Linked DNA regions of Homo sapiens: all the other regions are linked to region 1. The links are chromatin contacts, found by Hi-C or POLR2A ChIA-PET in ENCODE. All regions are on one chromosome and are shown on one strand. The core of a region is the stretch at or near the end of the contact, and the rest is flanking DNA. Distances in the headings are between cores, read along the strand shown. Region 1 has its middle 31 kb from the start of LINC02421. Region 2 overlaps RAP1B (RAP1B, member of RAS oncogene family). Region 3 holds the start of LINC02384 (long intergenic non-protein coding RNA 2384). Region 4 has its middle 42 kb from the start of MDM1.

Region 1 (3,304 bases), core at 391-2,890:
CAATCGATTTCCTGTGAGGGAGACTCTGGACATGGGCAAAGCTTTAAGCCAAAGATCTGTGATGCTCAAGGCTCATCCAGGCATTGGCAGTGTATTCAATGTATAAAAAAAATTCTTTTATTTCCAATGACCTGTTTTATGTTAATTTTATTGTGATGTAGAAAAATAACTAGTGTGTCCTTCAACTTACTTGCCAAAACCTACTCTTTTAAATATTTTCTCAGGAGAAAAGTCATTTTAATTTTAACTTAAAAAAAAAAAAACCACAACTTTTCAGGTAAATTGCCAAACAGATGTTTAGTGCTTAGAGTCTCAGGGCAGCCTTTGTGTTGTGGTTGCAAACATACCTATCTTCTAGATCAGAGGTCAGGAAACTACATCTCTGTGTCACAAACACGACTGCCGTGTGTTTTTGTAAATAAAGTTTAGGATAACCACAGTCATTCATTGCATATTGTCCACTGTCTACTGTCTACATATATTGTGTACTGTCTCTGGGTGCCTTCCCTGCTATGGCAGAGTTGAGTAGTTGAGATAGAGACAGCATAGCCCACAAAGCTTAAGATATTTGCTCTCTAGCCCTTGACAAAGAAGTTTGCCAACTCCTAATCTAGTAGAGGCAAATTTCTGTTATAAAGTCTGTACTTATGTTTACTCATGAATGCATCCATTCTTTTAGAATAACATGGATCATAGTGTACATAATAAACTGTTCCAAAATGGCAATATGGTTTAGTGACCATATATTATTGTCACCATTTCCCTTATTATGTTAACTTCTATTAGATGAAAATGCTATTCTGTAAAACAGAATTATGAAACAGTATACACAGCACAGTGTGAGAGTCAATGGCAAGACATTGCACACAATGAAACCCAGTGAAATGTGAAGAGGCTAACCGGGAAGTCTCCGTAAGTGCATATATTTCACAGCTGTGGTGCTAAGAGACAGATTGCTTGGAATGCCATGAGTAGACAAAGCCAAACAAAAATGAGAGCATGAGGAAATTTTTCTGGTGAAAACAATTTTTCCTTACAAATTTGAAATATTTTCCCTTTTATGTTATATTCTTTTTTTCCCCTTTTGAAGTAACATGGCTTCATCCTCTGCCAAATGTATTCCTTCCCACCCCTACCCCACTTTTGGTTTCTTCAATAAATAAAAATTGATTCCTTCACCTCGTTCACATGGACAGTTTCACAAGCTTATAGTGCATGTTGAAAGAAGTGTTGGATTGATTTTTTTTCAGTAGATGAAAACAGTAAAATTGTTAAACTGCATTAAAAAATTTTCCATATAATTGAAGGTGAAGGCATCAATAAGCAAAGCACTTTTAAGGCAATACTAAGGTTCTCAGCCTTTGGACTGTATTGCTTTTCTTCTCCCCATCACGGGGAATGAGATCCATTCTTGGCTGTTTAGTATTCTGTAATGAAAGGAAAAGTCACTCCCACATTTTTTGGGGTAGAGAAGGGGTTGTTAGTCAGCAGGACTATCAAACAACAGTAGTCATTGCTGTTGCCTGGGCTTTTGAGGGGACCAAAGGAGACCAAACCGAAAGGTTCTGTAAAGTCTGTCTAAGTGAAAGATGTTGCTGTTATCATCTGATTTAGTCATCGAAACCTCCTAAGAACCTCTACAGAGGTTTGAGATGGGGAAGGAAGGAAGTGAAAGTAAAATCAAGCATTTCTGTGACTATTTAAAGCCACCCTAGCAATAAGCCTTGCATGGTAAAGAGTTGAAATTGAATGAGGCTTTCAGTTTTCTGTGGGTTTCACTGATTCACATTAGCCCAAGGGCTTTTTGTGTCTCCCCATGTAGCAGTAGTTACACCCCTGGTTGGCATGAGATAAAATCCTGCCGTGCACACAGAAACCAACTTCTTAGGCATTAGTCAGGGTCTCTCTGAAGTAGAAGTGCCTGAGCCACTTCCGTTTTTTTATTTTTAATACTCATGATGTGTTAGAAAGTGAAGAAATGCCAAGACAGACTTACAAACACTGTGGTATACTTTTTAATGTTTATGTTTAAGAAATTAGTAGTCTTAACACATGCATTTAAGTAAGTGCAATGTAATTATTTTGCTTTTCAAAAGATTTCAACATAAAGAAGCATTTCTACAGGGTATACTATAGGCAGTGGGACCCAAGTTTAAGGTTGTGTGAGGGACAACTCCCTCCAGTCAGACGAGTGAAAGTTACTGCACATATAATCTCACTTGGGGATGATGTCAAATGTCCATGTCTGCGACCCTGTCTAAACTAGGAGGCTGGGCTAAAAGGCTCCCTTGCCCTCCTTCTCCCAGCTCCCCCCACCCACTGCCACCACTGAGACCAGATCGTAAGTACACAATTATGCCTGTGTGGGGAAGTGGGGAGGAGAAACACAAGGTATGATGGAGAGGTCCATTATGTACTCTTACACAAATATTTTTCAAGTGCATACTATGTGCAGAGGTAAGAAGATAGTACCATAGTTAAACTCATACTTAGGGTTTAAATCCTGGCAGTGTTATTCCCTACTTGAGTTATAAAACTTCTCTAAGCCTTAATTTTCTCATCAGTTAGCTCATTTGTGAGGTGCTTCATTAGTTGTTATGAGGATTAAATGACTTACCCACATAAAGTTATCTGAACAGCACCACCTTGCACTGTGAGCAAGCAGTATAAAAGTTCTTGACCTCAGGGAGCTTAATTTCCATCTCCCTCACTGCATTTTGCTCTCAGCTCTCCTGTCTGCAAGCTGGTCTACCTGAAACAACTGCCTTGCAATATCAAAAGATATCTGATAAAACGGGTAAATATAGCTCCACTGATGAGGACAAAAAAAAATCAGCTGTATTAAGGAAATTCTCTTAAAAAGTCATTAATCTTCCATTCAACAAGCAACAATGTGTGTTAGACACTGTTCGGGGAATGCTGATATTGTAGTGAACAAACCAGGTGTGGTTCTGTACTCATGGGTGGGAAAGATATTGGATACATACATTGTTCTGCACAATGTAAACATTTTGTTGCAGTATGAAGTGCATACAGAAAGTGCACAAATAAGTGCACAGCTCAACTCATTTTCATGAAACGAATGCACACATATAATTAGTACCCAGTCCAATAATCGGAATCTTACCAGAACCCCAGATGCCTTCTTGTGCCTCCTTCCACTCACAGTCACTTCCAAGGGTAAATATTATACTCATTTCTGTTAGGTTGGTCCAAAAGTAATTGCGGCATTTACCATTAAAGTAATGTGCAGTTTTCCTGCACACATTACTTTAATGACAAAAACCACAATTACTTTTGCACC
Region 2 (3,304 bases), core at 477-2,976, 940 kb after region 1:
CTTGACACTAACCTCCTAAGAACTGCATCTTGAGATATGCTGCCCTGATCTGTGTTGTTTTTGCTACACAGCTGAGGAAAAGAGGTACATATCCTCCTCTAAAGAGCTGGCACAGGAACTCACCAAAGGGCATTTTGTACATATTGAAAAACAGCACCTCATAAGACCAACTACATTTAGACTTCTCCAGAAATCCCATTTATGCCCCTTTTTGCAGAGGAAGGGGCTGGATTGACTCCCAAATCCAAATTTAACTTCAGCCACAAACTAATTAGCATGTCACCCCACCAAAGATTTTTTTTTTTTTTTGGGAGACTGAGTCCTGCTCTGTGCTAGGCTGGAGTGCAGTGGCACAATCTCAGCTCACTGTAGCCTCTGCCTCCTGGGTTCAAGCGATTCTCCTGCCTCAGCCTCCTGAGTAGCTGGGATTACAGGCATGCACCACCACAACCGGCTAATTTTTGTATTTTTAGTAGAGATGGGGTTTCACCATGTTGGTCAGGATGGTCTCCATCTCCTGACCTCGTGATCCACCCACCTCAGCCTCCCAGAGTGCTGGGATTACAGGCATGAGCCACCATGCCCGGCCCAAAGATGATTTTTTAAATGCTCAACAGGACAAAGCCTAATGGTAGTCTTTTGTTAAAAACAAAATTTAATATCAATCCATTGACAGGACTCTTTGTGTACTGAGCTATATAGTAATTTCACCTTAATAGAAGTTCTTCATAACCACCCCATATAAAACCATCCATTCTTATCTCTTTTTTTTTTCTCCATACTGCTTATCACAGCTGACACTTTATACTGACTTTGTTTCCCCCTCTATACCCTTTACTCCAGATTATAAATTCTGAGGACAGGGTCTTTCTTTCACTGCTTTATATTCCCACTGCCTAGAATAGTGCCTAACATATATTAGGTACTCATTATATATTTATTGATGTCAAATATTGATTGCTGTATTATAGTAGTGTTAATGGAAGGTGTCATTTCTTAGATTTTCTTTTCTGACCAGCACAGTTCTTGGGTTGATGGAGTATGTCCTCAATAAATCTCAGCATCAAATAAACAAGAATTTTCTTTTTAATACATAAATTTGTCATTTTGTTACGCTTTTTAGTTTCCTCAGTGATTTTTTAGAATAATTCTTGTTCATAATTTGGATCAGTAATATCTACAGTTGAATCTTAGGAAGAATGTTATAGGCAATCCAGAATGTTGGATAATTAAATCAGTTATTTGCATTTTGATGTGTAATATAGTGAACACATTTAGACAAAAAAAAAGCTACCCCATAAGACCAGTTTTTATTTTCTTTGATTCATGTCTTCAGGATTTTCTGTTAACTCAGAATTATTATAGCATTCATTATTGTTTTGTGAAAATACTAGTTAATAATCTCCGGTTAATGAAATAATTATCTTAGATAAATTTACTGAACTTAATGTAGAATATGTTTTTTGTTTCGTTTTGTTTTTGAGACAGGGTCTCACTTGTCACCCAGGCTGGAGTGCAGTGGCACAAACATGGGTCACTGCAGCCTCGACTCCTGGGCTCGAGTGATGCTCCCACCTCAGCCTCTCAAGTAGCTGGGACTACAGGTGTGTGCCACTACACTTGGCTAATTTTCATATTTTTTGTAGAGACGGGGTTTCACCATGTTGCCCGGGCTGGTCTTGAACTCCTCCTGAGTTAAAGCAGTCTGCTTGTCTCTGTCTGCCAGAGTGCTGGCATTATAGGCATGAGCCACCACCCCCTTCTTCCACTTTCATTTCAAACAGTTATGAAGCAGCCACTGAAACCGGACTCTCGACAATGCCAAAGGAGGTTTTGTTTTCTTGTCTTTCCATGTCTTTGCTGTGGTTTGCTCTGAAACTAGAATTAAACAGCTTTTTAAATTGATAAAAAAGAACCAATGCAAATAAAACTACGGTCTGTAGAGTAAATGGAAAAAGTTGTAGAAGTAATAATAAACTACTTTTAAACAAATGAGTAAGGTAGTAGATATTTTGCAAGAAGTAAATAGCCAAGTGTAAAAGCTGTCAGTTACTTTCATCAATCAGGTTAGTTGCAGTCACGCAAATTTTAGGTGATTATATAAGGAACTCAAATTAGGAATCTTTAAATGTAAATGACCTAATACTAAAAACTACCCAAAAAATATATTCAAAGATAAATAGAAGAAATACTTATGCATTTGAAAAAATCGATGCATTCCACAGTTCCTCTGAATCAAAGGTAAAAAAAAAAAACAGTGTAGAAAATACTTTGAACAGTAGTGGAATTTTTAGTATTTTGATAGCTTTCTTTAGAAATTTAATTGATTTTCTTCATCTGTAATCTTAGATTGTGTTGGAGAGGCAGTGTGAATCATGCATAAAGTTTATAATTGTGTATGTGCCTACATGATGTAGAAATTGCACCTTTTGGCTGATGAAGTATCGTATAGTTGCACTGTTGATAACATTAAGTTCATTTCGCATATATGCTACAGTCTTTTCTGTTTAACGCGTTGAGTAAAATGAAGATCCAGGAGTCCCTCATTAGTTGGTATAATTGGTTAATTCATAGACTAAAGATGAATACAAATGTACTACATTTGCAGATTAACTCATACATAGGCATATTATTGTTAACTAGCAATTCTTAACTGTACAGATAGTTTCAAACTGCATCCAGTTTTTACAAATAAATGCTCTTGTTTATAAGGAATACCATAAAGAGAGCACATGTAAATGAAGAAAATCTTGTCACTTATACTGGAAATTCAAGCGAGAATGATATTAAAAAAAAAGTTGTTAAAGGCAACACAAGAAGTTAAATGAAACTGAGTTAGCAATGAGAGATATTGGCTAATTTACTGTGCCTAAAATTATGGTGCTATTGGTCTACTGTATAATTATTATTTTTAATGTCCAGAATGTGTAATACAAGGGCCAGAACTTCCTCCTGGACTCAATTTTATAAATTCTCGATTAGTTGGTGAGGCCAATAAGGATACTTTTTCTCGTCTAATTTGGTTTCTGGGAAAGCTTCGTTCAAGTCCTCAGTGGTCATCTGATCAAATGGAATTAAGTTCTTCATCTTCTCCATCTGTTTCTCATATTCTACAATCCTGGCCTTTGAGAGAGACACCCACTCAGCACAAGATTTCACATCTTTTTCTTCGGCATCCACCTGCGCAGTATATTTATCCTCTGGCACGGGAACCTTCAGGGCATTAAACTTCTTAAAGTCATCCACCAAACCGGCCTTGGCCACGTTGGCCTTGTAGTAAGCCCAGTCGATAACCGGTGGATTC
Region 3 (3,304 bases), core at 298-2,797, 750 kb after region 1:
AAGGATTAATCCTGGGTGTGTCTGTGAGGGTGTTGCCAAAGGAGATTAACATTTGAGTCAGTGGGCTGGGAAAGGTAGACCCACCCTTAATCTGGGTGGGCACCATCTAATCAGCTGCCAGTGTGGCCAGAATATAAAGCAGGCAGAAAAATGTGAAAAGGCTAGACTGACCTAGCCTCCCAGCCTAAATCTTTCTCCACTGCTGGATGTTTCCTGCCTTTGAACATTGAATTCCAAGTTCTTCAGCTTTGGCACTTGGACTGGCTTCCTCGTTCCTCAGCTTGCAGACAGCCTGGTATGGGACCTCATGATCGTATAAGTTAATACTACTTAACAAACTCATATATATATATATATATATATATATATATATATATATATGAATGTGTTTTATATATATATATATGAATGTGTTTTATATATATATATGAATGTGTTTTTTATATATATATATATATCCTATTACATATCCTTAACAAACTCATATATATATATATATATATATATATATATATATATGAGTTTGTTTTATATATATATATCCTATTAGTTCTGTCCCTCTAGAGAACCCTGACTAACACAGGCACTGATCCATGACTTAATCACTTCCCAAAAGGACTCACCTCTTCATACTATCACATTGGGTATTAGTTCCAACATATGAATTTGAGGGGGACACTAACATTTAGACAATAGCAGGTGGTAAAAAAGACACATTGTCCTCACCTTATGGAGGTTCCCTAAGGGTGGAAGGGATGGAAGATATACAAGGATTAAACAGTTCAAGCTACAGGACAAGGGTTGTCTTAAGAAAGATGGCTTGACTGAGAGAAAGCAAATTGGTGTTCTTCAGTCTTTTCATGGGTGCTAGATACTTCCTTGTTGCCATTTCTGCATTGCCAGAGCCACACACACACACACACAGAACACAATAGACTTTGTACAGCTTCCAGTGCAAAATTAGAAACCAGAGCTCAATATCTAGTTGACAGTGACAATATGGTTATTAGAAAAGCCTAAGTATGACATGTCTTGAATAATCAATGATTGAATCATGTGCCTTTAAGCTTAGCTTATGCCAAATGCCTCCAGGAAAGGTTATTTAAAAAAAAAAAAACTCAGAATGTGCTCACTGGCTTACAGTGATTGAGTTATGCTGTGGGCCATGGTAACTTCTCTGCAGTGCTCAAAATAGATGAAGGGCAGATCAGTCACCCTGGGGAATTTTATCTGCCTCATTTATGCATCCAGAGATGCTGCTTACATAAAGCCGAAATAAGCACAACCAAAAGGCACCAAGGAAGACGAATAAAAGGTGACGATTCAAATAGAAACCAAGAAAACAAGAAAGCAATCAACAGCAAAGATCAGGACCAGTCCCTGTTGTAAAGATCTGAGTAAGAATTCGGCCTGTGAAGATGGTACAGTACCTTTAACTTTCTGATATCTTCTAAGAGGCAGATTTAGAAACCTCTTCCTGGAGAAAGCCACAGCCTCCAGCTGTTCTTGTTCTACACATTCAGGCATGGACCCTTGCCACAGCCTCTCAAGGATTCACACTTCACACTGGCAGAGCACTCTCTCACTCCTCCTGGAGATACTGGCTCCTTCTTGACCTGCAGGCAGAGCACCAGAACCATGTAAAAATGTGACTCAGGCAACTCACAGATAAGCAAAGACCTCCAGGCAGAGCACCAGAAAGTCAATCAAGAACCATGCAAAAATGTGACTCAAGCAACTCAGAGTTAGGCAAAGAAACTGAAAGTTTCAAGAGTTCCCCTTGGCCAAGTTTACACCAAAACATTTTTATTATGCGAGTAGTTTTTAAAGGAAATCATTCATCATAAGTTTGCAGAAAAGGTCTGCTCCTTGTCTCCAGTTGCCTTGGAGATCGTCAAGGGGTGGCTGGAGGTGAATCTAAGAGACTGGAAATTCAGTTCATGGTCAAATCCATCAGTGTTTTAAAACATTCTAAAAAACCCAACAGCACCATCTGTAAGGACTGCATCATTTGCGAAATTTCTTGCTAAATCAGCTGGCCAAATGCAAAGCCAATTGCTTTGGCTTCCGTACAACACCATGCTGCAGCCAGGAAGTATTTTAAGTGGATAATGAGTAGTCTCTTCTCTCAATGAATACGTTCAAATAACATCGACTGCCTGTAATATGCAAAGTTCCTAGTCAAGGCTGCCTTAGGAATTCCTGCCCCTTAACTTAACGCTTTAATCTTTATCAGGGAAAATATCCCTCTTCTCTAGTGATGTTTAAGAAATCAATTCCCTGGCAATGGCCCAATACACTTTCCAGCTCATACACAGACATGTAAAACTGCACACACAGAGAAACACCCAAATGCACACCATTCGTACTAGTTCTGAGATATGCAAGGCTTACACCCTGCATCCAAGAATGGCTGCCAAGTTTTTCCTTTATTTAGTTATAATACCTCCTCTAAAATTATTTGGGGACCCAAAATGGCCTTTTTGTGTGAGGAAACACACATAAGAAATACCTCTCTGCCTTTTTCCCTTGAAAAATATAGTTATCTATGGAAAATCTGTGTGCTCTCTCTCTTTGTCTCTCAGATAAAAGTGGCAAAGCAGATGGAAGCTCCTTCTGTGAAGAAATCAAATTCTATACTCCTTATATCCAACCTCCATTACTCTATTTTTGTCATTTAAGTTATATAGTAGATATGTAATAAATGCTTCATTATTTCACTTATTAAGTTGGCTTCTCCCTCAAGGTACTTTAGAACTTTGGTACCCAACAGCAGCTCTGGGATCATGAGCTTATCAGAAATGCAGACACTCTGGTCCCATCCTAGCCCCCCCTCGAATCAGAATCTGCATTTTAACAAGATTTCTAGGAGATGTGTAAGCACATTAAGGTTTGAGAAGCACTGTTTTGGGACACACCTTGATTCTCTTTTTTTTTTTTTTTTTTTTAGTTTTGGTTTCTTTTTTTAGACTTAGGGAATACAAGTACAGTTTTGTTACATGGATATATTGTGTAGTGGTGAAGTCTGGGCTCTTTGTGTACCCATCACCCAAATACTGTACATTGCACCCAACAGGTAATTTCTCATCCCTCATCCCCACTCCCACCCCACCCTCTTATCTTTTGGAGTTTCCAATATCTATTATTCCACTCTGTATGTTCATTACACCTTGATTTTTACACTGTTACTGTTAGTCTAGTAAGTTCTCTCACTCCGCAAAGATCATGTCTTGCCATGGGGGACACTTTTCTAGAGGATAGTAATTATGAGCTGATGCTTTTGGGCACTAACCATGTGCCAGGA
Region 4 (3,304 bases), core at 298-2,797, 680 kb after region 1:
TCCGAGACAAGCCTGGCCAACATGGTGAAACCCAGTCTGTACTAAAAATACAAAAATTAGCCAGGCGTGGTGGTACTTGCCTGTAATCCCAGCTACTCGGGAGGCTGAGGCAGGAGAATTGCTTATCCCTGGAGGCAGAGGTTGCAGTGATCTGGGATCACGCCACTGCACTCCAGCCTGGGCGACAGAGTGAGACTCTGTCTCAAAAAAAAAAAAAGTGATTAAAGCAAAATTAAGAGGAGATGTTTCTAGCACACCATAAAAAATACCATTTTTGTCAATTAAAAACAAATTTTAATAAAGAAAATATTTTTAAAATATAAATAATGGTCAATCTAAATTCTCTTTGACCACTCTTTATTGAGCTGTGTGCCATGAGCCAGGCACTGGGCTAAGCACTGAGGTTAGAAAGATGCCGTCACAAAGAAGCACTAAAATACTGCATGATGAGCTACATGACAAGAGAAATGTATGGGTTTTTGAAGCACACAAGAGGACCTCCAAACTCAGATTTGGTAGAGAAAAGGGGAAGGACAGTCAGGAAAAGTTTTTTAGGGGAAATACTATCTAAATGCTGAATCAAAGAGAAAATGTATGAAAAAACAGATGAACACAGACAAGGAAACAGAGTAAAAGAGAGAAAGAATAGACCCAAGAAAGGTCGCGAGGTTTCCAAGCAGAGTGAACCTGAGAAGGTGCAGCTTGTTTGAAGAATTGAGGGAAATTCCATTTGGCACAAGCGTAATATTATGGGGGGTCGGGGTGGGGCTAGGAAGCTGAAGACATAAGCAGAACCAATCCTGTGGAGCAGTTTGGACACTAAAGGCAACAGGAAGCCTTTGAAGTGTTTTCAGATCTGTGCTTTAGAAAGATCTCTTCCTGGCACCGTGACTGGATTGGATGCAAGGCTGGAGAGAATGGTGCAGGTTTAAAGCTATGTGATAATCCAGGAGAAAGAGAAGGGTGGATTTGTGTTTGGGTAAAGGGACTGTGGGTAGTTTTTCTTTTGTTTTTTTCTTTTTTTTTTTTTTTTTGAGACGGAGTCTCGCTCTATCGCCCAGGCTGGAGTGCAGTGGCGAGATCTCCGCTCACTGCAAGCTCCGCCTCCCAGGTTCACGCCATTCTCCTGCCTCAGCCTCCCGAGTAGCTGGGACTACAGGCGCCCGCCACCACGCCCAGCTAATTTTTTTGTATTTTTTTTTTTTGTAGTAGAGACGGGGTTTCACCGTACTAGCCAGGATGGTCTCGATCTCCTGACCTCATGATCCGCCCGCCTCGGCCTCCCAAAGTGCTGGGATTACAGGTGTGAGCCACCACGCCCGGCGGACTGTGGGTAGTTTTTCTACCTTCATATTTTCTAGCATTTCCAAACTTTGTTTAATGACCATGTGTTATTTTCATAATGGGAAAAAAAAAACATGGTTTAAGGAAGATGAGCCTTATAGTGTTCTGCCTGAAAGTCCCTCAGAGCCTTTGGGACTTGCTAAGCCAGAGGCCTCTGTGTCTGTACAAGAACTCACACCCACGTGCTGACCTATAATGTCCCAGGTTCTGCCCACAGTCTACACTGAGAGGGTGTAATTTTCCATAGGCCAGGGACTCAAGTAAAAGCAGAAGTTGGCAGATGTAACAGCAACTGAGTGGGAAGAGAGAAGAGAGATGGCCTCCAACTCATACATAAAATCCAAGCGTTCATTCATTCATTTATCTATTCACCAATATTAAGCACCCACTGTGTAGGAGGCACTGTTCTAGGCGCTGCAGATACAGAAGTAAACAAAATGACAAAGTCCTAGTTACACATTCTAGGAAATAAGATAGACCATCTATGAATTAAGATTCAGCTAACTGTACTCCCTCCCTCATTTGAAGAAGTAGAGCCGCATGCCATACTGCTATTTACTGACAAGAGTGGTTTAGGAAACTTTGCGAAGTAATTACAGGTTTGATGACTCATAGCCATACTAAATGTGGCACCTGTAAACAGATACCTATGCGTGCCATGGTGTTTGTGACTGGGTTGGCTGGGTTGGGTATCACTGTTTCTAGAACAGGGCTTTCAGTATCGATTTCATATGTACCTATGTACACTTACAAATGTAACTCAAACTTCGCCTGATCTGGCCAGCCAGTGAGTACAAATGAGCTTACGCTAAAATAACAGCACACATTTCAGTAATGTGTTCTGCCAACCACATAAATGGAGACCTTTGCAATCTTTTCTCCCATGCTTGTATTTGGGAGCATCCAAGGGCATCTCGTGTGTTCACAAACACGCTTCTTATTTATGTTCTAGCAACCCAGCTACAGAAATAGCCATTTGGAGCAGCTTCTCAGCCCAGCCCTTCGTAGGCATTCTGTTTTCTTGCCCAGGAAGCGGTTTAAGAAATCCCCCAAACTACAGCTCTGGGGACAGAAAAACTCTCTTCTGTGGAGAAAGTATCCCTTTCCCCTAACACTGTGGAAAGACCGAGCTGAGCCAGTTCAGGTCAAGTGTTAGGACTCTGTAAGCACTAGCTCTAGAAGCAACTAACAATGTCTGGGTTTACCCTGAGCAATGTTGCTTGTGAATCTTTGTCTCAGGGAGTTTCTTGTAAAAATCAGCACCTTCAGCTTCCGCCTGCAGACCCCTCTCTGCTGAGCACAAACCTAGTCCACAGGCTGGTCTGGGGAGCAGCCTCATGGTGCCTTCTCCACATTCTCAGCTCCAAGCCCCAGGCACAAATCTCCCCTCGGGTCACCAGACAGGCCTGGGCATGGCTAAATCTCAATTAAAGGCAAACAGGATGCGGAAAAATCAGTTTTAAAAAGATCAGGCAAGGTTTAGGAGAATATGAGGGCAGAAAAATCCATCCCATACCACTGAGAAAGGAGGAATTTACAGAGAAGAGAGCAGGCTGGAAACAGCATTAAGCCACTCAGGACACAGTGAATCAGAATGCAAATGGACCGACCCAAATAGGTACCTCCTCCCCATGCTGCTGGGTCCACTCTGTCTCACACATAACCCTCTGTCTTAGAACTGCTATAGAGGACAGAAGGCCTCAGAGAACCAGGAATGGAAGACAGAAGAGAGATTGCCAGGAACCATTTCTAAATTTTAATTCTGTAAGTTATAATCCAAGTTTTCTTTGATAGCAAGTTTTCCCCTGGAGAGACAGGTTAAGGGACCTTTCAGATGACACCTTCTGTCCCTTTCTCAGCGCTAGAAGGTCAGTTCAGGAACCTACTGTTAGTTCCAATGCCCTTGATTGAAGTTAGCAATTTACAGAAATAGACTCAAATCCCCCTTCAAGCTGGAGAT

Evidence for each region. Hi-C counts contacts between places; a loop is a spot of excess contacts on that map. ChIA-PET counts read pairs that join two places held with the same protein, here RNA polymerase II (POLR2A). Pooled maps may share reads with other maps.
Region 2: a loop to region 1 is called in a pooled map, with 4 times the contacts of the local background. The contact joins two enhancer-like sites. A Hi-C loop is called at or near these places in 2 of 37 single-sample maps with no recorded cell type and 4 of 50 pooled maps.
Region 3: a pooled map shows a loop between it and region 1 (20-fold over the local background). The contact joins the promoter of LINC02384 here to the enhancer-like site in region 1. A Hi-C loop is called at or near these places in 8 of 50 pooled maps. POLR2A ChIA-PET finds 5 or more read pairs at or near these places in 2 of 52 experiments (CD8-positive, alpha-beta memory T cell and endothelial cell of umbilical vein).
Region 4: a loop to region 1 is called in a pooled map, with 14 times the contacts of the local background. The contact joins two enhancer-like sites. A Hi-C loop is called at or near these places in 5 of 37 single-sample maps with no recorded cell type and 9 of 50 pooled maps. POLR2A ChIA-PET finds 5 or more read pairs at or near these places in 1 of 52 experiments (GM12878).

The regions. Positions count from the first base shown.
Region 1 is chr12:67,697,256-67,700,559 of GRCh38, forward strand. No RefSeq gene overlaps it. Among named protein-coding and RNA genes, the nearest start is that of LINC02421, 31 kb to the right of the region's middle. Within about 2 kb of position 1,641, at least 7 of the 41 ENCODE cell types and tissues checked have a DNase peak (open chromatin) inside an H3K27ac peak, as active enhancers do.
Region 2 is chr12:68,639,550-68,642,853 of GRCh38, forward strand. All of the region lies in intron 1 of RAP1B (RAP1B, member of RAS oncogene family), which reads left to right. It also overlaps the pseudogene ATP5PDP4. Among named protein-coding and RNA genes, the nearest start is that of SNORA70G, 14 kb to the left of the region's middle. RefSeq lists an enhancer at 1,607-1,736. Within about 2 kb of position 1,727, at least 4 of the 41 ENCODE cell types and tissues checked have a DNase peak (open chromatin) inside an H3K27ac peak, as active enhancers do.
Region 3 is chr12:68,449,937-68,453,240 of GRCh38, forward strand. LINC02384 (long intergenic non-protein coding RNA 2384) reads right to left here and starts at 1,548. Exons shown (of 4, transcript NR_120458.1): 1 at 1,431-1,548. RefSeq lists enhancers at 1,407-1,736, 1,797-1,936.
Region 4 is chr12:68,372,409-68,375,712 of GRCh38, forward strand. No RefSeq gene overlaps it. Among named protein-coding and RNA genes, the nearest start is that of MDM1, 42 kb to the left of the region's middle. RefSeq lists an enhancer at 1,752-1,881. Within about 2 kb of position 1,548, at least 4 of the 41 ENCODE cell types and tissues checked have a DNase peak (open chromatin) inside an H3K27ac peak, as active enhancers do.